Regions from separate parts of the Mus musculus genome. Here all the other regions are linked to region 3. A link is a loop called in an ENCODE intact Hi-C map of the cell type or tissue named here. Cell type or tissue: left cerebral cortex. All regions are shown on one strand. Region 1 overlaps Fam81a (family with sequence similarity 81, member A). Region 2 overlaps Rnf111 (ring finger 111). Region 3 overlaps Sltm (SAFB-like, transcription modulator).

Region 1 (8,000 bases), 490 kb after region 3:
TGATGATGGTGATGGTGGTGGTGATGATGGTGATAATGGTGATGATGATGATGGTGGTGGTGGTGATGATGGTGATGGTGGTGGTGATGATGGTGATGATGGTGGTGGTGATGATGATGATGATCCACATCTTACAAATATGAATCTTAAGTAAGGAATTTTGAGCAACACTTAGCTTTTCAGAAAATGTGATCATTTTATACAGGACTAGTTTAACATTGAGCTTTAGTGAAAACAAATCCCAAATAAGAACAAAGGCCAGAAGTAGGGAACCAGAGGGATGTAGCCCACAGAGGGTCTTCTGTGGGGCTTCACTTGATGAGGGAGTACATCTGGAACCTTGATTTGTTTGTAAGCCATAGAAATGCTGCCCTCCAGGACTGGCAGCCATGGTGCTGGTGGAAGTCCAAGGTAATAATGGCTGCATACCGCGACAGCTGGTAGAGATACCAGGCCTGGGCAGGGGCTGGGATTGCTCATTAGAGAGCTCTGAAGTTTAAATTCACTTCCTGATGAATATTTTGGCAGTGCCCCTTGTCTTGATTTTTGCTGGGTGTGCAAGAAAAAAAAAAAGGCAGAGGCTGCATAGATGGTGTGAGAATGAAGACGCCCTTCATAGATGGGAGATGATGTAAGGGTTAAAGCGCCCTAGGGAGATGATGTAAGGGTTAAAGCGCCCACTGGCACCAGCAGAAGGGCCTGAGTTTGGATCTGCGGCACCCAATGAAAAGCTAGACACTGTGGGGGCTGGAGAGATGGCTCAGCAGTTAAGAGCACTTGTTTTTCCAGAGGCCCTGAGTTTGGTTTCCAGGACTCATACGGTAACTCACAACCATAACTACCGTCCTCAGGAATCTGATGCCCTCTTCTGACCTCTGCAGGCACAAGAAACACACATGGTGCACATACATTCAGGCAAATACTCATGCACATAAAATAAAATCATCTAAAAATAAAAAAGCCAGGCATTGTGATCCACCCTGCACTGGGTGGAGGAGAGGAGAGGCGATCCTTAGATCTATTAGCCAGCTCTTCTAGCCAATAGTGAGCTCCGTGTTCAATAAGGGACCCTGTCTCAAAACATAGAGTGGAGAGTAACTGAGGAGGTCAGCTCCTGTTAACCCCTGGCCTTCATATGGACCTATGTGCACATGTACCTGCGTACACACACATACACAACAGACACACACACAGACACACAGAGAGACACACACACACAGAAAAACATACAGACAAACACACAGACACACAGACACACACACACAAAGACACATACACAGACACACTCACATACAGAGAGACACAGACTCACACACAGAGGCACAGATATTCATACACAGAGACACATACACAGACACACTCTCACACAGACACACACACAGACACACTCACACAGACACACTTACACACAGACTCACTGACATACACACAGAAATACACACAGATATTCACATAAAGAGACACACACAGATACACATGCAAGCACACAGATACACACACTCACACATAGATACACATACTCACACATAGAGGCACATACACAAACATAAGCACAGACACACACTCACACACAGAGACACATACACAGACACACACACACTCACACACAGTAATACACACACACACACACACACACACACACACACACGGAAAGAGGAAGGGAACCCCCATATGGACTTAGTAAAGTGACTCAATGCTACTGACCGGCATTGAGCGTATGAAAAGTTTTCTGAGATGGCCCATGAAGACAGATATGAGCGCCTTCTAACTCAATCTTCTTTTCCAGATTTCTCAGCTTTTGAGCAGAGTGGACTTGTCCATCTCAGAGCAGAGCACCAAACTGAAGATGTCCCACAGGGACAGCAACCACCAGCTCCAGCTCCTGGACACTAAGTAAGCCACCCGTTTGTAAAGGCTTTTGTCACATTCTTCCTGAGACCATGAAATTCACATTTTCTCCCTCTTGCTTTTATTTAAAAATATAATGTCTAAATGTTGTCTGTCTTAAATATTTATTTTTATTTATGTCTGTGTGAATATGTGCACATGAGTGCAGTGTCTACAGAGGCCAGAAGAGGGCGTTGGATCCCCTGGAGCTGGCGTGAACAGCCAGATATGGGTGCTGGGAACTTAACACATGTCCTCTGGAAGAGCAGCAACTGTCCCTAACTGCTGAGCCCTCTCCCCTGCCCACCTCTCCGTTTTTATTTACCACACAGAGTGAAAATAATAACAAAAACTAAAGGAAACAGTTTCCATGTGGCAACAGTCACCTTTTCTTCATAATGATTGCTTCTAGGGGCTGGGTGATGGTCCATTGCTTCATTCAATGTGTCTTTGGTTCATTTGTTTTATTTTGGTGTGTATATGCATATGTGCATGTGTGTAAATGCGCAGGGGTAGGTTCAATGTGCCCATGCGGGCATGGGTGTGTGGAGGTGACCATCAACATTGGGAGGCTTCCTCTACCTCTCCTCACCTTATTTATTTTATTTTACTTTGAGGCAGAGTCTCTCACTGATTCTGTTAGATTACCTGGCCAATAAATCCATCTTTCCATCTCTCCAGTGCTTGGATTATAGATGCAAGCCATCTTGCCTAGATTTTACACGGATTCCGGGCATCCAAACTCAGGTCCTGTTGTCTGGGCAGCAAGCACTTTACCCACTAAATCACCTTCCTGACTGCTCGTATATATTTGTGGAGTACTTACTCTGGTTCTAGTAATGAAGGAAAAACAAAACAAAACAGACCTTGTTCTTCAACCTGAAGAGTGTACAGTTTAGGGAGCTGATGGCCAGGTGTTAGATAAGGGCTTAGGCAGAGTGTTATTTATTATTAATAGTGCTTCAAGGGATATACCTATATCCCTTGTGGTTATGTTAGGTTAAATAATGGTTCCCCCAAATCCTCCATATGAATACATTTATTAACTTTTGGGGATAAAAGGAACTTGGTGGGTGTGTTTCAGTGTCTTCAACTGGGAATATAGTCCAGGAGTCAAGTGCTTGACTAGCAAGACCGAGGTCATAGGTTCAATCTCAGTATAAGAAAATTAAAGCCTTTTAAAAGATCTCTATATGTACACAATGGTAGACATGTTAAGGTCAGACTATGCTGTGTGGTCAGTGATCCAGGACAGACAGGGCAGCTCTGACAACCCAGTGTGGAGCCTCTACAGTTCTAGTCCTGCTTTTCCCAGCTGCTACAGAGGGAAAACCCAGGGCAACAGCTGTGTCTTGGGGGATGTAATCAGAGCCATGTATGTACTTCATGTACTGCCAATCATCTGAGTCATTGGTGCGCTGCACTGTAACTATTACGTTTCTCATTGCTGGGACCTGACAAAGGCAGCTCAAGTAATGAAGATGGCCATTTGGCTCACAGTTTGAGGGAATACCATCCACCATGGTGATGAACATGTGGTAGCTGGAGCACAGGAGAGCTAGTCACATTGCATCTATAGTCAGGGGTTGAAAAGATGAGTGCCGGGGCTGGAGTGATGGCTTAATAGTTAAGAGCCATCCAAAGGTCCTGCTCTTCCAAAGGTCCTGAGTTCAATATCCAGCAACCACATGGTGGCTCACAACCATCTGTGAAGGGATCTGATGCCCTCTTCTGGTGTGTCTGGAAATAGCTACAGTGTACTCATATAAATAAAATAATCTTTAAAAAAAAAAGGAAAAGAAAAAAAGAGGAAAGATGAGTGCTTGGTATCCTGTCTCCTTCCTTCCTTCCTTCCTTTTTTTTTTTTTTAATTCATGGGACTCCAGTCCATGAGATGGTATTTTATACATTTAGAGTGTGCCTCCCCTCTTCATTCAATTCCTCTGGAAACACCCTCACTTAATGCTTCAAGGTGTGTCTCCCAGATGATTCCAAATCAAGTCAAGATGACCCAGGAGATTAGCCATCATATCCATCTAGCTGCAAGGGAGGCTAGAAAATGTGGTCTCTAGCTAGGCAGCCATGTACTCCAGTGACATGTGACACTATATAAAACCAAAAATAGACATTTCAGTGACTCTAATGGATTTTTTTATTATTTAAATTGTACTTCTATGTTTATTACACCTCTATACATAACTATATATATTCTATAGTTTCATTACATGCTAATTCAAATAAGAAGAAGGTGATTAAGGGGAACATACATTGATAGTTATTTTAAGGGCTCTGGAGGGAAAGGGGACTAGAGGAATGGATTATTGTAAGGGTGCTTTCTTTTGAGACAAAGCATCAAGTAGATTAAGCTACTATGAATTCACTCTGACCTTTAACTTCGACTTCTCCTGGCTTTGCCTTCCAAGTTCTGGGATTGCAGGTCTGTTCCATTATGCCTGGTTTATTTCCTACTGGTTTAGATTAGGCTATGCTCATATGGAGAAAGAACAATAAAAGTCAAGAGAAAGAAAGAAATCCAGCCTCTAGTCCTGGAGGATACAAGAGGCAAGGAAGAGTATATGAAAGGAGAGGATGTTGAAAGGGGATAGATGAAGGATAATATGTCCTCTGAGCAAGGAGTACCACGGACCCTTAGAACTGCAAAGATGATCCCCTGGCATGTACTGTGCCACCTAAGTACCTGCATTGCCAGTTCCTATGGGTAGGAGCATCATTAGGTGTCTTTCTGTTGCTTGCTTCCATCCTGCACCAACTTCATGTTGAACATGGTCCTAAGAGAAGGAAAGTATGCCATTCCCATTGAATTGATGTTATGTGATGTTACGTAAAACTGTTTTACGTTCAGCTTGTTCGCACACCTCTCCTTTTCTTTCTTTTCTAATGGTTTAGATTTAAAGGCACCGTTGAAGAGCTCAGCAACCAGATTTTGTCTGCACGGAGTTGGCTGCAACAAGAACAGGAGCGGATAGAGAAAGAACTTCTGCAGAAAATAGACCATCTCTCCTTGATTGTTAAGGAAAACAGTGTAAGTGTTGATGCTTTTCAATAATAGGTATTCAGTTGATCAATGTCTGATCAACACCTAGGGACTTAGCATACATTTATTTGGTGCCTCCCAAAGCTGCTTGGGTATTCCCCATGTTCCTTCTCTTTTCCCTTCCCTCCTTTCCTTCTTCCTCTCCCGTGTCCCCCTTTTCTCTCTTTCTCGTCTTTCCTTTGTTCTGAGCATCAAACCCAGGTTCTCATACCTGTTATCTCAGTTTCTTTTCCTGTTGCTATGGGAAAATACACTCACAAAAGCAACTTAAGGGGCTGGAGAGATGGCTCAGCAGTTAAGAGCACTGATTGCTCTTCCAGAGGTCCTGAGTTCAATCCCCAGCAACCACGAGGTGGCTCACATCCATCTATAATGGAATCTTATGTGTCTGAAGATAGCTACAGTGTACTCATATACATAAGATAAATAAATAAATCTTTTTTAAAAAAGCAACTTGAGGAAGAAAAGGCTGATTGTGGCGCACATCCTCTCAGTGGGGAGTTAAGGCAGCCGGAACATAGCACAGCTGGTCGTGCTGTATCCATGAGAGCGGTGAATACAGGCCTCAGTGCTCAGTTCTCTTCCCCATTCACACAGTTCAGGATCCCCACCAGGGAATGGTGCCACCCACAATGGCTGGGTCTGTCCACCTCAAGCAAATAAAAATAACTCCCCACAGTCGTGTCCAGGGGCTTGGCTCCCAGTTGATTCTAAATTCTGTTACAATTAACACTAACCGTCGTATCTGTTAATTTTGAACTTTGCCACCCAGCCATGCCCCCCATTTCCTGTTCTTCATATTATTCATAAAGACAGGAAATGCTTTGTTTTTATATTGGTTAACAAAAGACAAAGTAAAATTTTCAGCTACCGCTTTTAAGTCACAACCTTGACTTAAATGATCCCGATTGTCTATCACACATTTCTAAGTAAAGCTACAATTACTTACTTGATCTGTTTTTCTGTTTTATTAATGATTTATTTATTTTTATTTCGTATGCATTGCTGTTTTGTCTGCATGTATGTCTCCTGGGTGAGGGTGTTGGGTGTGGTGTTCTTTGGACCTGGAGTTGCAGACAGTTGTGGGCTGCCATGTGGGTGTTGGGAAATGAATCCCGGTCTGGTGGAAGAGCAACCAGTGCACTTAACCACTAAGCCGTCTGATCTCCTTTCTCTTTGTTTTTAATGTTGTGACTTAGTTTTTGTTTTCACCAATGTCGAGTGGCTCTCTGTCCCTCCGGGCCCCTTCCAATGCACTGTAACTAGAGTGTGCTTGGACGTCAGACCAGAACACACTATTTCCTTTTCTGTCTACTTCTGCTTCCACTGGCTCTCTCAAAGAACTAATTTTTGCAGAGCTACCAAAAAATAACTTCAAAGAGCTTTGCATTTATCACACTTCAAGCCAGTAGGCTTAGAAGCCAGTGCTAGGAAGGCAAATTGTGTTGGGTTCTCTTTCCTTGTCCGGCTTCGGCTTCCTCCCGTGGGGCTTGGGCTGAGCAGAAGTGGCCAGTGTGGTTTGCCTGTCTGACTGCTCGGTCCTGATGCTGAGCCATTTGTTGAGTGGCAGGCTCTGCATCAGTGCCATCACAGGATTGCTGTCACGCTGCAAAATCACACCTGATGAAAGGCTTCATGCTCGTCGTTTGACCACTAGAACCTGTGGATGCAGTTTCACAAAGCGTAGGCCTAGTGGACCGTACTACTTTGAATCCCTCCCCCCAGTTGTCTCCTTTGCTGTGCCTTGACTCACCCTGACATGTTTGTGAAGTTCTGAGCCTGTGACTGACCATTTGGGTTTTTTTTTTTTTGACCATTTGGTGGCTCTTCTAAGATGGAAGCTTCCTTCTCTCTCACGGAAACACATCCAAGTTTGCATTCTCCGGGACCCCAAATGACTTAAAAACTTGTCAGTCTTCAATAACTCAGAATCCTTTTAGGTTAGATTTCTGCCATCCTCAAGAGTAGCACTTGTCGCCACGATTCAGGATGGTTGATAGAACTCCAGCATTGACTGAACAGCCATTGACAGAAGGGAAGGGGAAAGAATTAAGGATATATAGCAAGTGTCCTTTAACTTTTTCTGAAAGCAGCTACATACACTTGTTCTTACACTTCATTGGTTAGATTACATGGCCACACCAAACTCAGGAGACAGAATAAAATGTAGTTTTTTTGTTTTTGTTTTTGTTTTTGTTTTTTTACTCTGGGTGACCTTTGAGAATGGATACGGGATGGATAACCAGCCACTGTGATTCTGGTGCCTGCAGATGGTTGAGTCCTCTGGCTGATGTGAGACAAGGTGACCACTCTTCTTTTGCAATAACCAAGTGCAATTCTTATCTTGGACCTCAGGGAGCCAATGAAAGAGACGTAGAGAAGAAACTCAGCCAGATGTCGGCCAGGCTTGACAAAATCGAAGAGAGTCAGAAGAGGAATGCTGAAGGACAGAGAAAGCCGGACGAGGAGAAGGTGCACGGGCGGATCAGCAAGCTGGAGCTACAGATGACGGAGGACATGAAGGAGATGAAAGCGGAGGTTAATGCCGGTAGGCCAGACCCCACGCAGCTCATGTGGCTTGTCTGTCTAAAAAGCTATTCACTGAAATCTCTGAAACAGAGACTGAGCTGGCTTAAAAAAAAAAATCAGCAAAATGTTCCTAGTTGCTATTCTAAGTAGCTGTGCAGAATTTAACAAATTCATTCATTTATTTACTTATTATAGCGGTGGGAATTGAACTCAGGACCTCACAGTTGCTAGACAAGCACGTGCTACCAGGGAACTATACTCCCAGCCCTAAAGTACTAGTTCAATTGCAAGTCTATGAAGAGCCTCCATGACACACAGCAAACAAAAAATGGTTAACCCGCACATGACTGACATTTTCTTATTTTCGTCAGCGCTAGCTACCTGCTGATTCCTCTCTGTTCGTGTACATGTGAGGCACGTCTGAGAGCTTCTTCAGCATCGCTGGCTGTATGCACACGGCACATGCGTGTGGAGTTAGTTCTGTGGGGCCCAGCAACGGGACTTAAGCCCTCAGGCTTGGCAGCAAGCG
Region 2 (8,000 bases), 130 kb after region 3:
ATAACCTGAAGATATTAGCGTTGTAAAAGCTTTTGTGTGTTTATGCTTGGAATTTTTTTTTAAATGCCTGATCCATTACTAACTGACTATCTATCCCAGTGTCTTTGTTCAATCTCCAGCCTTAACCTTGTGCTCTCTTCGTCTTTGTTGTCTTCACCAGTTCCATTTCCTAGTATAGGTACAGGTACTCCTGCCGTCTCTGTGTGTACATGTTACGTGTTTCCATTCTACATTCTTTATTATTAGAGTTATTTATCTTTTTTAATGTGTGTGCATGCGTGTGTGTATGCCTATGCATATTCACACCAAGGTGACTGTGGGAGTTACAGGGCAGCTTGGAGAAGTCAGTTCTTTTTACAATATGGTGTCTAGGGATTAAACTCAGGTCTTAAAGACTCAATGGTGCCTGGCGGTGGTGGCGCATGCCTTTGATCCCAGCACTTGGGAGGCAGAGGCAGGCGGATTTCTGAGTTCAAGGCCAGCCTGGTCTACAAAGTGAGTTCCAGGACAGCCAGGGCTATATAGAGAAACACTGTTTTGAAAAACAACCAAAAAAAAAAAAGACTCAGTGGCAAGTGCTTTCAACCATTGTCTGGCCCCTGTTTTTTAATTTTCTTCTGACTTCTTTCAGAGTGATGAGAGATGCGCTATATGCTTGGTAACAATCTTCTTATGCCTGTCTTCTTCCCAGCCTTCTGTTTCATAATTGCAGTATTCACCTGCCACCAGGAAGCTGATGATTCTCATTCTGTGATTTTACACCCTTGTCCTTGTTTTAAAGTTTATATTCAACCATCCTTGGACATCTTCCTTGGACCATTCTGGAGTCACACCTTTAAATTCATACTCAAAACAGCTCACTTTTGTAGCCTGTGCATATACTTGAATTATGCTTCCCATCTGCAGTATTTGCATGTTCAACAAATAGTCACTGAGTTGATAATGTGCTACCAGGTGTTTTTCTCCCAGTGTGATTAGATATCAATCTTCATTTGAACAGATTAACAGATTACATATGGCATGTGCGTCCCCTCCACAAATTAGTTTTATCTGAGTTTGGACAGAAGAGAAAATGAAAGGATTGGTAGATAGTGGTCCAGCCAGATACTCATTGAGGTGGATGCTGTGACTTCTAGTTGAATATACCCATAAGACTTCAGTATTGGAAAGTATTACTGGTTTAAGGGATTTAGAAGATTTTTTTTTTTTTTTTTGTAGCATAGAGTGGAAGAATTCATATGGTATTTTTGAAACTTTATTGCTAAGAAATATTAAGAAAAGATAATCTCTTGTCAGTCCATGATACATATGAACTCCCTGCAGAATTTATATTCTCAGAAAAAACATTCTGAGACACTGCACAACATTCCATACTGTGTGTTAAGCACATGGCACCATTATATTCTTTTTTATTTTAAAAGTTACACCATTGATGTGTGTGTGTGTGTGTGTGTGTGTGTGTGCACACATATGCACACACATGTGCAGTTCATAAGACAACATGAGGCAGTCATTTCTCTCCTATCATGTAGGTCCCAGGAATCTAACTTAGGTGTTCTGACTCAGTAGTGATCCCCTTACTATGCTGATTAGTCTCACTAGCCCAGTATCACATTAAATTCTTATTTCCAGATTGATACACAGTACTTATTTTTATGCAGTGGTATTTGATCATTCTTTGCATTTGTTTCTGTTTCAAGATGACGTGAGGAGAACTGCATCTAGTGCTGTCCCAGAAAGTGGTCCTCCTGCAATGCCAAGGCTACCTTCTTGCTGCCCCCAGCACTCACCATGTGGAGGGACATCACAGAGCCATCATGCATTAGCACACCCACACTCAAGTTGTTTTCAGCAGCATGGCCACCATTTTCAGCATCACCACCATCACCACCATACTCCCCACCCAGCTGTCCCAGTTTCTCCTTCCTTCAGTGACCCTGCTTGCCCAGTGGAAAGACCTCAAGTACAGGCGCCTTGTGGAGCAAATAGCAGCTCTGGTTCCAGCTACCATGACCAGGTGTGTGGGATTTACAAGTCACTTCCTCCCTCCTCCCTTTCCCCTTTCCCTTCCTGTTTTAAACTTGTGTTGTGGTCATAAAGAAATCGAAAACCCCAGTGATATATTTAGTGTATGTGTTGCCAAAATAAGTTTGTCTATAAACTAAGCCATATTCTTGAATGCAAAAATGACCTAATTTAGTGAGCTGTGAATTTTTAAATTGAGTCTTGGTATACAGAAAGTTTAAATTATTGCAGACAGTTATGGGGGAAAGTAGACATGATATTTATTGTAAAATTTACTTATTGGGCCATGTAGATGGCATGGTGAGTAAAGGCACTTGCTGTCAGGCCTGACCTGAGTTCAGTCTCAGGAACCCACATAAGTTAGAAGAGAGAGCCAATTCCTACAAATTGTTCTTTGACTTACTTATGCATGAATGAGCACCCCCCCATACACAAAATGCAATTAGAAACATAAACAAACCCAAAAGATGTATTTTAGGGAACTCAATGTAACTTTGACTTGTCATGTGGCTGAACAAAGCCAGGATAGAGCTGAGAAAGGCTGTCCTGCTGTGCCTCCTGACCTTCCTGAAGCACCAGGTTTTGCCTTTTAAATTTTTCTGGCTGTCTCTTTGGGGATCTAACTTCTTAACAGTAATGAAGAGGTCTTCTCTGGTGGGGATTTGAAGAGTTTAATAATGACCAAGATTTAAGATGTTTTGCTTCTTTTCTGTTAACAGTTCAGGGTATTAATAGGTTGTCTGAAGCCATTGTGCTTCTGAGGAAGGAGGTGTGTGAAAGGCCCTGCTATGAAGGAAAGCTTCCTTTTACTAGCAATGGGTGTTGAAAGAAGAGTAGATTTAACTAGAGTTGTCGGCAGTGGTGAGGTAGCCCCCCAGCTTCCCCATTCATGGGAGAGCTGCCAATAAGTGAGTTTATCATATACTACTCTTGTTGTAGTTGATAAAGAATACAGCTGGCTAAGAGATAACTTTAGTACTCAAGACACAGCAGGCAGATCTCTAAGTTACAAGACAGCAAGGGCTATACAGAAAAATCCTACCTTGAAAAAGGAGGGCGGTGGGGACAGAGTCAGACAGAGAGAGATTGCTAACCCCAGTACTTAGAGGCAGAAGCAGGTGGATCTCTGAGTTTTAGGCAAGCCTAGTCTACATAGCAAGTTCCAAAATAGCTAGGAATATGTAGTGAGACATTGACTCAAAAAATAAAAGATAAAGGTATAGGAAAGATTGAATTATATAAACAATGCTTCCTTTTGGCTGGAGTCAGTAGGTGCCTATCTTTACCAGTTCCAGTCACATTAAAACAGTGGTTCTCAACCTGTGTGTCATAACTCTTATTGGGGATTCGACAACCCTTTTTTACAGGGGTCACCTTAGACCAGTGGAGAAAACAGGCATTTACATTACACTTCTTAACAGCTACTCCTTAAGAAGTAGCAATGAAAATAGATTTATGATTGAGTGTCACCACAACATGTGGGACTGTATTAAAGTGTTGCAGCATTAGAAAGGTTGAGAAGCACTGTTTTAAAGGTTGGCTTATCTCAAAGCTGTCTCATGGACAACGGGCTGGTGTTGGTAGAGATGAACCCCTGGAATTGCCCTCTCTGTCTCCTCATTGCTGAGATTATAGGTGTGCACTTAGCTTTTCCTCTTGGTTCTGGAGGAATCAAACTCATATCCTCATGCAGAGCCATCTTTCTATCCATGTTTGACACTGTTCAGGGATAAGATCTTTACTATAGGCTAGGCTGGCCTTGCTTCTCTTACCTGAGGGCTAGAGTGACAGGTGTATTAACCACACTTGGTCAAATCCATTTTGAAAACTACAGCTGTACTGAATCTAACTCGTAGACATTGTTTTAAAATACTGAAAAATACCAACAACAAAAATAAAAACCCAATAATTCTTACTTTATAATCTACTGTAGAGTAAGATGAAAGTATTTACTTAGGGTTTTACATAACTAACACATAGTTATATATATTTCTCTATATGATATTTTGATACATGTATAGCCTTCATGTCCATCACAAAAGTCATCATTTCCATGTAGGGAACATGAAGACTCTTATAGTTATTCTGAGATACTCACTGTTGTTGGCTATAGTTACCCTACTGTGTACCTTGAACTTTGCAAACCACATGCTTTAATAGGAGAAAATGTTAATTCTTTCTAACTCACTCTGTATATATATCAGGCTGGCCTCTAACTCATAGAGATCCTCCTACCACTGCCTCATAAGTGTGGAACTTGAAGCTGTGAGCCACCATGCCCTCCTTGGTTTTGTTTTGTTTTTTCACTGTTAGAGTTTTAGTCTGTTATAAAACAATGTAGAAAATTTTGACAGATTGTTAGTTGAATTCTAATACTTTCAGTGCTGTGATAGCATACTATCTCTGGTTAGAACTTCAGAGTAAAGCAGTTGTGCTTTCAAACCTTCTGTTCTTAGTTGTACATAATGTAAGAGAAATCAATCTTCAAATTGTTTTCAGATTAGTGTGTGTGTGTGTGTGTATGTGTATGTATTCTTGCTTGTCTTTATATACCTCATTAATGCATTAATGTCCAGGGAGGTCAGAAAAGGGCATCAGATTCTCAGATCCCCTGGAACTGGAGTTTTAAGCAGTTGTGAGCTACCTATTTTGGGTGCTAGAACCTAGGTCTTCTGCAAAAGCATCAAGTTTCTTAGACCAGTCAGCTGTCTCTCTAACCCTAAGAAATAAATCTTACAGTAACATTAGTTAAATGCTTATCTTGTATTTTATACTCAAGCCTTATACAGTATTTTCTTTGTGTTTGGTTTTTGTCATAGAAAGATTTGTGTTCCCAAATTTATTGAAGACTTTGTTTTCCTAGAGAGAGCTCTAGCAATGTTTGTCGTGTGATAAGAAATGATGTTTTCATGAAACTTTAGAAAGGTAAACTCTAATTGTTCTTTACCCAGCAGGCATTGCCAGTCGATCTGAGCAACAGTGCTCTCAGGACTCATGGAAGTGGGGGTTTCCATGGTGCATCTGCTTTTGACCCCTGCTGCCCTGTCACATCTTCCCGGGCTGCAGTCTTTGGCCATCAGGCTGCTGCTGCCCCGACTCAGCCATTATCAATAGATGGCTATGGCTCCAGCATGGTTGCCCAGCCCCAGCCCCAGCCCCCTCCACAGCCTTCTCTTTCGTCATGTCGGCACTACATGCCACCTCCGTGTAAGTATGAATCTAGGGGGCAAAGAACTGGAATATGGAAATGGGCCATTGTAATTCCCCCATGGAATTACATTGATTCTAGTTTATGAATTTTAGTAAGCTTATAAATGAACTTACTTATTTTTCCCATACAACTATCTATGAAATCAAGATGTATTGAGTGGTACTTTATATTCTTTGTTTGTTTGTGTTTTTTTGAGATAGGGTTTCTCTGTGTAGCCCTGGCTGTCTTGGAACTCACTTTGTAGACCAGGCTGGCCTTGAACTCAGAAATCTGCCTGCCTCTGCCTCCCGAGTGCTGGGATTAAAGGCGTGCACCACCATGCCCAGCTGGTACTTTATATTCTTAAGCAAGACAATTTTAAGGAATTTGGCTTTAATTTTTAAGAGTATGAAGAAATCTGAAAGTTTTGTAGCATTTCTAATCACAGTAAAGGAAATTTGTTCAAGAACTTTCAAATTTTATTCAAAGAATTCTGAGTCAGCTAAGACATGGGGGGGGGGGTGTGCTGTAACGAAATGTCTTGCCTTTTGGAAAAAGAGTTGTATAACTCATTTGAAATGGACAACTACAACAGAATCAGGCATGGCAGCTATAAGGAAACTGGAATCTACTAGATAGGTTAAAACTGGTTATGTTCCATAGTACTTTGTTTGAATCTTAGCTCATTATAAAACAGAAGCTTAACAAATACTGTGATAATATCTTATGCTGAGAGTAAACCAGCAAGTTAGTAAGGAAGCTGTCTTTTATAGTGGTTCTGTGCATTTCAGTTATTTATCTTGAGTTTCTTCTACTTCAGTAGTAAAATCTCATCCTTGTAGACACAGCTGGTGGAATCAGGCCAAACTTTGAATAATAAAACTAATGACATATTGTTTGAGTCTCACTATTACAACGTAAAATACAAAGTTTGAGTTAGAAATGTTTAGAGACAGACTTTGTTTTTCAGAGATTTGATGAGTTAATGTGCGCTGCTCTGTTACACTGCTGCTCGTCCTCAGTCTGCCCTTCCTAGTCAGACCTACTGTGTGCTTCCCATCCTTCCCTTTTATCTAATAGGCCGACGATGTAATCTGACCAATAAAGATTGATGTTTTTGACTTAAAGTTCTTTTATCTTTATCATAAAAGTGTGTCATGTAAATTCTACAGTGTTTAAACCAGAATATTGTAAAATGAAAAACTAAAAGCTCTTTTTCCTGTCTCATTAATCTTAGTTGCTCAGAGGTAGCAACTCTTTTTTTTTTTTTTTTTTTAAATTCTTTTTTTTTAATATATTTTTTTAAAGATTTATTTATTTTTATTGTATATAAGCACACTGAGCTGTCTTCAGACACTCCAGAAGAGGGAGTCAGATCTCATTACGGGTGGTTGTGAGCCACCATGTGGTTGCTGGGATTTGAACTTCGGACCTTCGGAAGAGCAGTCAGGTGCTCTTACCCACTGAGCCATCTCACCAGCCCCCGCAACTCTTTATAGAGTTTAATATAAAAACTCCTAGAAGTTTTCTTTATAGTTATACAGTATATCTGCCCTTTAAAAGAACATGAGCCTTTTCATTATATAGCATTCTGTGCTTTTCTTTGATTTAACAATACATTGTTATTTTCTCACCATACTAACTCATAAAACTCAGTAGTGTTTATGGTTTTTCACTCCTTTACTTTTTTTTTTTTAAATTGGAACATCCTATTATATTAAATCTATTCTCTCTTGATGAATATTTAAGTTGTTTGCATTGCAGTTACTCTAGTTTTTCTATAGCCAAACAAATACACTGTCAGTACTGTTAAATTTCCCTCCATGGAATCATCCAGTTTATATTTGTTATTGGGAGCTCTGTGAGCGAAGGTAGGATTTGATTTTTCCCATGTGAGAGACGTCTTGACTGATGGCCCTGTTGCTTTTCCTCATTGTAGTGTATTTGTCATCTGTGTAGGTTCCCTGCCTCCCCATTTCCCTTTAAAAACATTCGTAGCATCATTTATGTATAATACATGTTGTTCTAATATCCCCTTTTCATTGAAAAGTGGATAGAAAAAGCACTAGAAAAAGTGGTTGAAGGAAAACAATTGGGTTTTACATGAAATGATGGTCTGAGTGGATTTCCCAGATCTGATGAGTTAGCTTAGTGACTTTGGGAGAGTTATTTAACACTTTTATTTTCAGTTTCTTCACATTAGCAAAATGGGAATAATTCTGATTGGCTATAACTTACAAAATTTTGATCCAAATGACTTAAGTTGTACCCCACAAATACTGTTATGTTAGGAAAAAGTTTCTTTGCTTTTGAAAGTTCATGGTCTTACGTAAGCAATGAAACTACTGTGTTTGGAAAACCATCTTTGAAATGTTTTGTGATCTATAAAGCCGTGCAATTAAATGTTAGAAATAAAGCTATCTGCTATTATGTAGGAAGGAATTTGAGTCAGAGTCTTAATTATGTGCCCTGGTACTCATGAGCTACTTTCTGCCAGTCTTGTAAGTTCTCAAATACAGGTATGTAGTGCCACATGAAAAGAGGCTCCTTTTTAGTCATTGAGCCATGGTGCACACTGTGTGACTGTTCAATGTAGGAAGTATGGAGTTATGCAATCTTGATATTATAAGTGACAAGTGGAGCTTTTGGTCTTTTTTTGTTTTTTGCTTGGTTTTGAAGACAGGGTTTCTCTGTGTAGCCATGGCTGTCCTGGAACTAATTCTGTAGACCAGGCTGGCCTCGAACTCAGAAATCCGCCTGTCTCTGCCTCCCAAGTGCTGGGATT
Region 3 (8,000 bases):
GTGTAAAACAGACCAGACTGTAAGGAGCCCCAGACCAAACACCGTCCACAGAACAAGTCACTGGTGCTTTTTGGACCACACATGGCATTGCTATGCAGACACAGCACAGGAGTAAACAACAGGATAGCAAAGCAGTAACTGCTCTCAACAAGGGTGCGAGACAGAGGGCAGGAGAGACACCACTGACACCAGAGTAAGCAGAGAGAGATGAAGCTTGCTCCTCAACCTCGAAACAGGCTTGAGTTGAGTGTGTGGAGCTGGACTAGTAAAGGAATGGACCGTAGCCTCCTTGACTTACTCAGTGGTAAGCTCCACGAGGTTATGTGCATGGCCTCCTCCATCTAGGACCCACTTGTAAGAATGCTAATTGTTAACTTACAACAGGGAGAACAATCTTACAAACTAGCTGCCAGCTCAGGCTTCTGCAGACTCGGTTCTTAGGAAAGGTTTGGGCATTCCTGGGGATTTACTAACTGCAATGTAATTTCTCAAAAACTCTAATAATCCTTAGGAAAAGGACTACCCAATTGTATGACAAGATTAGCCACTCACCTTGAGTGTTGGGTTATCATGCCTGCTCCTGCTCGGCCATCACCCATTCGTCTTGTGTCATGGTAGCTAGGCCCCTGAGAGGGTGGGCCATGCCACTCTTTCCTTGGTCCACTTGTGTCCCGTCCATGACGTTCCACGACATGTCGTTCTTCAGGGTAGTGCTGGGAAGAGCAAGTGAAAAGATGAGTCCTGGCCCCTTAGTCCCATGCACTGACTGACTCACTCTGCTGTGCTTTAGTCTGAGAATGCACAGATGAAGGAGTCACCACCTCTCCTGGCAGGAGTTCCTCAGGACCTTTATTCCTGTGTCCACAGCCACTACTACTCCAGCACTATTTGGGCACAGGCATTTCAAATGCCTGGATAGATCTCTACATCTACACAAGAGGTCAAAAGTTAACGAGTGACTGAGGATGGGCATGGTCAAGCTAGGACAACAGTTTGCAAACAGATTCAGAAAGGATTCCTGTTTTATCCAGTAGGACTCAGCGCTGAAATCTGAACATGTGCTCCCTTATGGCTATACAAAGTATGGGGACACAGGAAAACAAGTATTTGTAGAACCAAGAACAAGAAGAAAAGCCAACGGCTGCTGACCTCCAGCCTAGGCAAAGCTGTCAGCATCCACACACTTAAGATACAGTATCAGCCACACAACTGACCGACATTATAAACTTCTCTGACAAAGAAGCCAGGCTCTCCTCCTCAGGAGACTTTTCTGAATGTGGAGTGCTGGTGTAGAATAATTTCTTAAGTTCTGGTAGAAATAAAACAGTAACTGCATCATATAATTTTAAGTTTTGGCGAGGGTCGCCAGGTTAATGAACTCGTGTAAACATTAATATGAAGTGCTGACACATTAATACTTGATAACCATGAGAGCAAGAACCTACTTCATAAATGTGCTGGATGAAATGATGTATAGTGATATAGTTCATGACAAGATTTTAAAACATTTTCTGGTTAAAACAAAATTTGTATCACTGAGGGCTGGAGAGGCTTAGTACAGAGAGTATTTTCCATCTAAACATGAGTTCGAGCTGAGATCCCTAGAACCCAGAGAAAAGCTGGGTAAGAAGCCTGGAGCTTTAATCCCAGCACTTGGGAGCCAGGGGTAGGTTGATCTCTTGAGTTTAGGAGACAGAGAAATCCTGTCTCAAACAACAACAACTACAACAACAACAAAGAGGTTGGGGGAGAAGGAGGAAGGAGGAGAGGAGGGAGGGAGAGAAAGAAATTAACAGGGTAAGAGTGGCAGCTGCCACTGGAAAAAGTAGAAACACAAGGTCCCTGGAACAAGCTAGCTAGCTTGAGCAGCCATAATTGAAGCTCCAGCTTCAGCAAGAGACCCTGACTCAAAAAATAAAGTGAAAAGCTACTGAGGATAGCAAACATGCTTATTACATGCCCATGCCAACACATGGCAAAAGATGATCTAATGAAACCTGGTGTGTATTCAAGTGTATAACACAAACACGGATCCAAATTCTGTCTGGCATAAAACTTGTAACATAAAAAATGTATTCCCATGGGCAATGATGGCACACGCCTTTAATCCCAGTACTCAAGAGGCAGATCTCTGTAAGTTTGAGGCCAGCCTGGTCTACAGAGTGAGTTCCAGGACAGCCAGGGCTACACAGAGAAACCCTGTCTCATAAAACAAACCACTCATCAAAAGCATCTCATATAGGCTGGCTAGAACTCAGCAGCTAAGAGCACCAGCTGCTCTTCTGAAGGACCTGGCTCAATCCCCGCCCACTCACATCTGTCTGTAACTCTAGTTCCAGGAGACCTGAATCCCAAAGGCATAAAAATGGCACACAGATATATAAAGGCAGGCAAAACACCCGTAAAATAAAAATTTGATTTTTAAAATGAGAGAAAAACGTAAGCATCAACAGGTAGCTTTCGGCAGCTTTTACCTGTGTTCCGCTTCCTCTGTCAGCAATGACTCCTCGCTCTCCCTCTCGGGTTCCATAGCCTGAGGCACTACTCCGATTCCCGGGGGGCGCTCCCCTCACAGTGTGTCCAGAGACTTCTCTCCCAGATCTTTCTGGCCTTTCAACTCTGTTAACATAGCACAAGAATCAAAACCTCACTTTATATTCTTAAAAACTCAAATGCACAGTAAATGCACAGTATACCATGAAGAAATTACTAAGAACTACCGTGACTCCCGTTTCTCTGTGGACATATTCGCTTCGCTTTTCCAGGAAGTTGGTCTAGAAGGATTGGGCACAGTCTCTCGAGGGTGTCTGGGGTGAGCGACCTCAGGTCGGTCATGAAGGATTACTGTTCTTCTCTCGTCTCTCTCCCCTCGGACCTCTCGTCTGTCTGTTTCTCTAAGTTCATTTCTTGGTGGTGGAGGCTCATTTCTTCTGGAATCACTGAAGTTTTTAGGGTACCTTTCAAAACTTGGCTCTTCTCTTCGGGCTGCTGGTCTCGGTTTCTTTCCTTCACTTTGACCAACAAACCGTTCCCGTCTATTGAAGAAAAACAAATACAGGTCCTCAGAAGTGTTGACTTGCTCAGATTCTCAACTTGATCTGCATAACCTATAGTGATGAAACCTTCTTTTAAGGGAAATTATGGCAAGGCTGCCAGAAAAGCCCTCATTACTGCAATGATCTTCTTTTAAATTGAGCTGTCTAATACAAAGGCTGGTTTGTTTTTCAGGAGAGATTTTATCGGTGGAGTCACTACCAGCCTGCATGGTTTACTGTTACAGCCATGGCACATCCAAAATTAGCATTCCCCATTCACACATTCTATTGTTTTTTATGGGGGAGAGGCTCAAATGGCTGTGTAGCCTTGGCAGGTCTGAACTCCTGACTCTTCAGCTCCTACCTCCCAAAGCCTCTTTCCAGTTGAAGGTAAGAAGACCACAGCACTCTCCCACCAGTGAAAACCAAAACTAGACACACAGTTTGTTCTGAACACTCAGTGTGGACTTAGCACTTCACTAAGATCTTACAGAGAACCAACGTTGGGACTAGCAAGGCTCCTATCTCACTGTAGTGTCCACCAACCTTTCAAAGGATGACTGCACAGATGCAGTGTCAGGAAACCTGGCCCGTTCTCGGTGACTGAAGTCAAGGAACCTGCTCTGTTGACGATAGTCAGACCCATGGCCGAATCGTGCCTCTGTATCTAGAGATAACTTTTTATTCTCGCTCCAGTAAGGGTCATCTCGCCTTGAAGAGAAATTTTTGCTCATTTATATAAATTATTTGATAATTACCAAACAGCGTTCTTTTGGATTCATAGATATGTTGGAACAGTCAACAACATAAAAGGCTACTAAACTCAAGATACAACAGTGAGTAGCAGGGACAGAACTAGCTGTTAAATCCCGTGTCATAAATATGAGGAGGAAAGTATTGAAACACTGTCGGTTTTTTGTGTGTGCACACATGTAAATGTGTGTCTGGGTACACACACCTGTGCGTGTGGGTCATGTGGCTGCCTCCACCTTACTTCTTAAGACAGAATCTCTCACTGAACCTGGAGCTCACTGAATGAACTAGACTGGTTGTCCCGAGAGCTCCAGGGATATCTGCCTGTCTGCCTCTTCAAAGCTAGGATTACAGGCACATACTTCTGCACTCATCTTTTTCCATGGGTGCTGGGGATATAAACACAGATCTCATGCTTGCCCAGCAGTCACTCTGCCCACTAGGTCATCTTTCTAGCCTAAACTTCCTGTTCTTACATCTTCAAACAAAAAAAGAGGAAACTCCTGACATCGTGTCATAACGGATTCTAAGCAGCAGTTATCAGTTATTCCTTTTTCCCCTTAAAGTGCAGGGGATGACCCCGGACCTGTCTCATGAAAGGGAAGTACCCCAAGACCGAGCTGCATCCTTAGCCTCAGCAACTGTGACCCTCACAGACGCTGGAGAAGACCAGAGCACCCATTTCTCCACTAAAACAAAAAACAAACAAAAATCTAAAGTGCTCAGAACTTGTACTAAGAAAACTATATTAAAAAATTATATTTTAAACTCTACCAAGGAAGCATGAATATAAACACACCAATTCATGACTTCCATTTGTTTATTCTCTGCCTTGGTAAGTATTTTAAAGGCCTGACTTTGAGAACTATCAACCCTGATTATGTCTGTGTCGCTCCAGTTTTAATAAGAAGTCATCTGGTGTGAGAAGAGGCAAGCTAGAGAAAGCAGACCGCTCCTGTCTGCTAGCGCACGCCAGACCGAGAAAGAAGAAAGGAAGCAGCTACCTATGGTCTACGTCACGTGGGCGTTTCAAAGAATTCCTTTTTTCTTGTTCATAGCGAAGCTGCTGCTGCTGCCTTCTGAGCTCCTCTCTCTCCCGAGCAATCCTTTCAGCTTCCCTGCGCCGCTCCTTCAGACACACGGGAAGGAACCAGATACAAAGTAAAGACAGAAGGTAAGTGTGCATCTGGGCTGAGAAGCCATCGCAAAGAAGCACCAGCTAGAGCACATACCTGGGACACATACATTACATTTGAGTCATCTAGACTACAGCTACTGTTGGGTGACAGCAAAAGAACAGGGCTGAGGGGCGGAGACTGGTGAGCGTGTGGGGGAGGGTCAGAGGTCATTTAATAAATTGACTTAAGCAAAAGCACCTAAAAGGAACGAGTAAACTAGGTTTTCTTAAGTGCCTTAAGCCCTGGGTGGCAACTATGCAGAGAGGCATTGTTTTCTTCCAGCCTTGGGTAAGGACTTACTTGTTATTTTTTTTTTTTCTAAGTCTGGGGTGGTGACAGAGCCTGGATTACAACTACTCTGGACTCAGTCCTATGCTCGTACTATTAGGCTGCCATTATACTGCAGAGCTACAGGCTACTTGCAATCAACAAGGAAGTCGCCATTCAGCACACTTAACTAGTGTCAGGGGCACTTCAGTGCTCATTCGGAGCTACAGGAGCTTTACAGGAAGTAAAGCAAACTGGAGGGCAAAAAAATGACAGGGTTTGCAAAGGTGAGTTGTTCAAGATGAAAAGATTTTCTGACTGCACCTGTTCAATACGAATGCGTTCCCTTTCCAAGCGTTCGCGTTCCATTCTCTCTCTCTCTAGTTTTTGCCTTTCAATTTCTAGGCGCTCTCTCTCTCTCTGTAAGCGTTCCCGTTCTTCCCGTTCACGAATTATTCTAATGCGTTCACGCTCTCGACGCTCTCTTTCTGCAATCTCTTTTCGTCTAACAAAAATCAGTATTTAGAAATACTTAAATTATGCTAGCACTGTGTGAAAAATAATAGCTTTGAATTTGAATTTTTCCTCGTGATTGGCAATTTTAAATCCCACATTAATCTTAATAATTTTAATGTAATTGGAAAGAACGCAAAATAAAACTTTAAACATATTCCAGTATTATATTTATAGGAGTGTCCACTAAGCAGCTAAATTTTATACACTATTTGCCTATTAGATAATTTAGTTAAATGAAAATACCACCATAGTAAAAACCCATAATTGACATTTTTTTTTCCCAGAGCTGAGGACCAAACCCGGGGCCTTTCTACCACTGAGCTAAATCCCCAACCCCCAATAATTGACATTTTTAAAATGTATATACATTTATAAAACTACAATTTTTCTTCTGGTTTTTTTTTTTTTTTTTTTTTTTTTCTGTGACAGAGTCTCACTATGTAGCTCTGTCTGGCCTCAAACTCACTATTTAGACCAGGCTGGCATTGAACTTGTGGCAAACCTCTTGCCTCTGTCTCCAAGTACTAAGATTATAGGTGTGTGCCATCAAAACTGGCTCACTTTTATCAATTATTTTCCACAGAAAATTTCTAAAATCTACCATATATCATTATCTCCTAACATAAAGTATATACTTTATTCCAATAGCTTGGCATCATAATCACAGGCAATTGTAACAGATGTTCTAGAGCAGACGACGTGCTGAAAGGCTGCTACAGTAGACGGGTGCAGGGACCATGCTTTTTAGTCAAAGGCAATTTAGTACAAACACATAGTGGACCTTGCTTAATGCTTTTTCTTTACTTCTTGACCCCAGGTAAGCAGCTTTTATATTTCTTGCACACATGCATATTTGCTTTAGTAATTCAGTATTCTCGAAGGGTCAGTGCTATTCCCTTAAAATCTGACGTGGCATTTTAACTGAACAAGAAGTTGGTAGTCTGTTACTACCATTCGGTGTGTAGAGACCAAGAATTCTACACCACTCGGTGTATGCACTCAGTGCAGTTTTACAGACCAAAGAACACAAGCTACAGAGCAGAGATTAACTAATACTCTTAAACCCTCTCCTATGCCACAGTGGACAGCTGTGCCCTTGAGAAAGAACAAATGCCTTTAAAAGGTAGTCTAATATTTAACTATTTTTAATAAATGGTTGGCTTGTTTATTTGCTTCAGCACAGGTTTATATAAATTTTTCAATAACACAACTCAAAATTTACTTTTTTTAAAGGGGAGGGATTATATTTTGTTGAGGGCTTTACTCAAGATTTGTTAGCATTTCAGAAATCATGTTTAAATTCCCTCATTTCTCCTGGAACACTTCTATTGGTACATGACTCACCAATACAACACACACACACACAAAAATATCCGCCTATATCTGTAGCTTTCACATACTTAGTGAGTCTAATAAAATACAAACATCTGACTAGTTCAATATATCTTCTACACATCTAAACATTTATATATATACATATATACTATATGTGTGTATACACACACATTACAAATCATTTTCTTTTTTATATTACTGCTAAATCATTACATTGATTATAAGCAGATAAACTATACATTTTTCCCCAGGAAGTGAAAAGGGCACACTTTAACATTTTACTTTAAAAGGGTCACTGGGCTAGATGTACTAGTGCATGCTGAAGTGTTGATGAAGGTGTGTTTTGCAACGAACCATTTTCTTTAGCCATAGGCAATGGCTTTATTCCTAACCTGCAGCTTTTAAAATTCCTAACATCTGAGACATGAGTGAACTCTGTGCTAGGCAGATTTAACAGATTAAAAGCACACAATGAAATATGCTCTCAATATTTCATGTGGTATCCAAACCCAGGAATGTGGATATGACCTGGAATTCTGGTGGGTTTGTTGATATTGGCACTAAGAATGGAAGCATCTATTTTTGGTTTTTGGTATGTTTCAATGGGGACAGAGTAGGGACTGCACTAAAGCTCACAGAGCAACTAGCCTTCACTTAGAAACTAATGCAAAGAACCTTGAAGGTCCCCTCAAACCGTGACAGCAGTTCAACTCTGTAGCTTACTCTGATACTATCTGGAAGTTATCTCCTCCTTTAAGACATAATTTTTATGGCAGCAGCTTTGAAATAGAGGAAAGAGCACTGGACTTGGAGTAAGACTTGGATCTGAGTCCTGACTCTGCCACTCATTAGCTCATTGCATTGGAAGAGTCACTTAGCCTCTGCAGGCCTCTGTGTTTTAGTATTACATAGCGGG

Evidence for each region. Peaks named below come from ENCODE experiments on the same cell type or tissue, not always from the same donor. Only the 100,000 strongest peaks of a DNase experiment are listed, where the experiment ranks them.
Region 1: a loop joins it to region 3, with 3 times the contacts of the local background. A loop is called at or near these places in 2 of 42 quality-filtered maps.
Region 2: a loop joins it to region 3, with 2.5 times the contacts of the local background. A loop is called at or near these places in 5 of 42 quality-filtered maps.

What each region holds. Positions count from the first base shown.
Region 1 is chr9:70,092,981-70,100,980 of GRCm38, reverse strand. It overlaps Fam81a (family with sequence similarity 81, member A), which reads left to right. Exons shown (of 9, transcript NM_029784.2): 6 at 1,787-1,893; 7 at 4,795-4,930; 8 at 7,298-7,490. Among named protein-coding and RNA genes, the nearest start is that of Gm39369, 14 kb to the right of the region's middle. In left cerebral cortex, CTCF peaks have their summits at 2,060 (motif pointing right) and 3,606 (motif pointing left); no DNase peak of the experiment used is centred here.
Region 2 is chr9:70,447,518-70,455,517 of GRCm38, reverse strand. Rnf111 (ring finger 111) reads left to right here. Exons shown (of 15, transcript NM_033604.3): 7 at 1,701-2,017; 8 at 4,977-5,232. Among named protein-coding and RNA genes, the nearest start is that of Gm24615, 24 kb to the left of the region's middle. In left cerebral cortex, no CTCF peak of the experiment used is centred here; no DNase peak of the experiment used is centred here.
Region 3 is chr9:70,581,670-70,589,669 of GRCm38, reverse strand. Sltm (SAFB-like, transcription modulator) reads right to left here. Exons shown (of 21, transcript NM_025690.4): 15 at 5,558-5,738; 16 at 4,793-4,917; 17 at 3,582-3,746; 18 at 2,721-3,035; 19 at 2,475-2,619; 20 at 553-713. Among named protein-coding and RNA genes, the nearest start is that of Sltm, 43 kb to the right of the region's middle. In left cerebral cortex, no CTCF peak of the experiment used is centred here; DNase peaks (open chromatin) are centred at 2,309 and 4,835.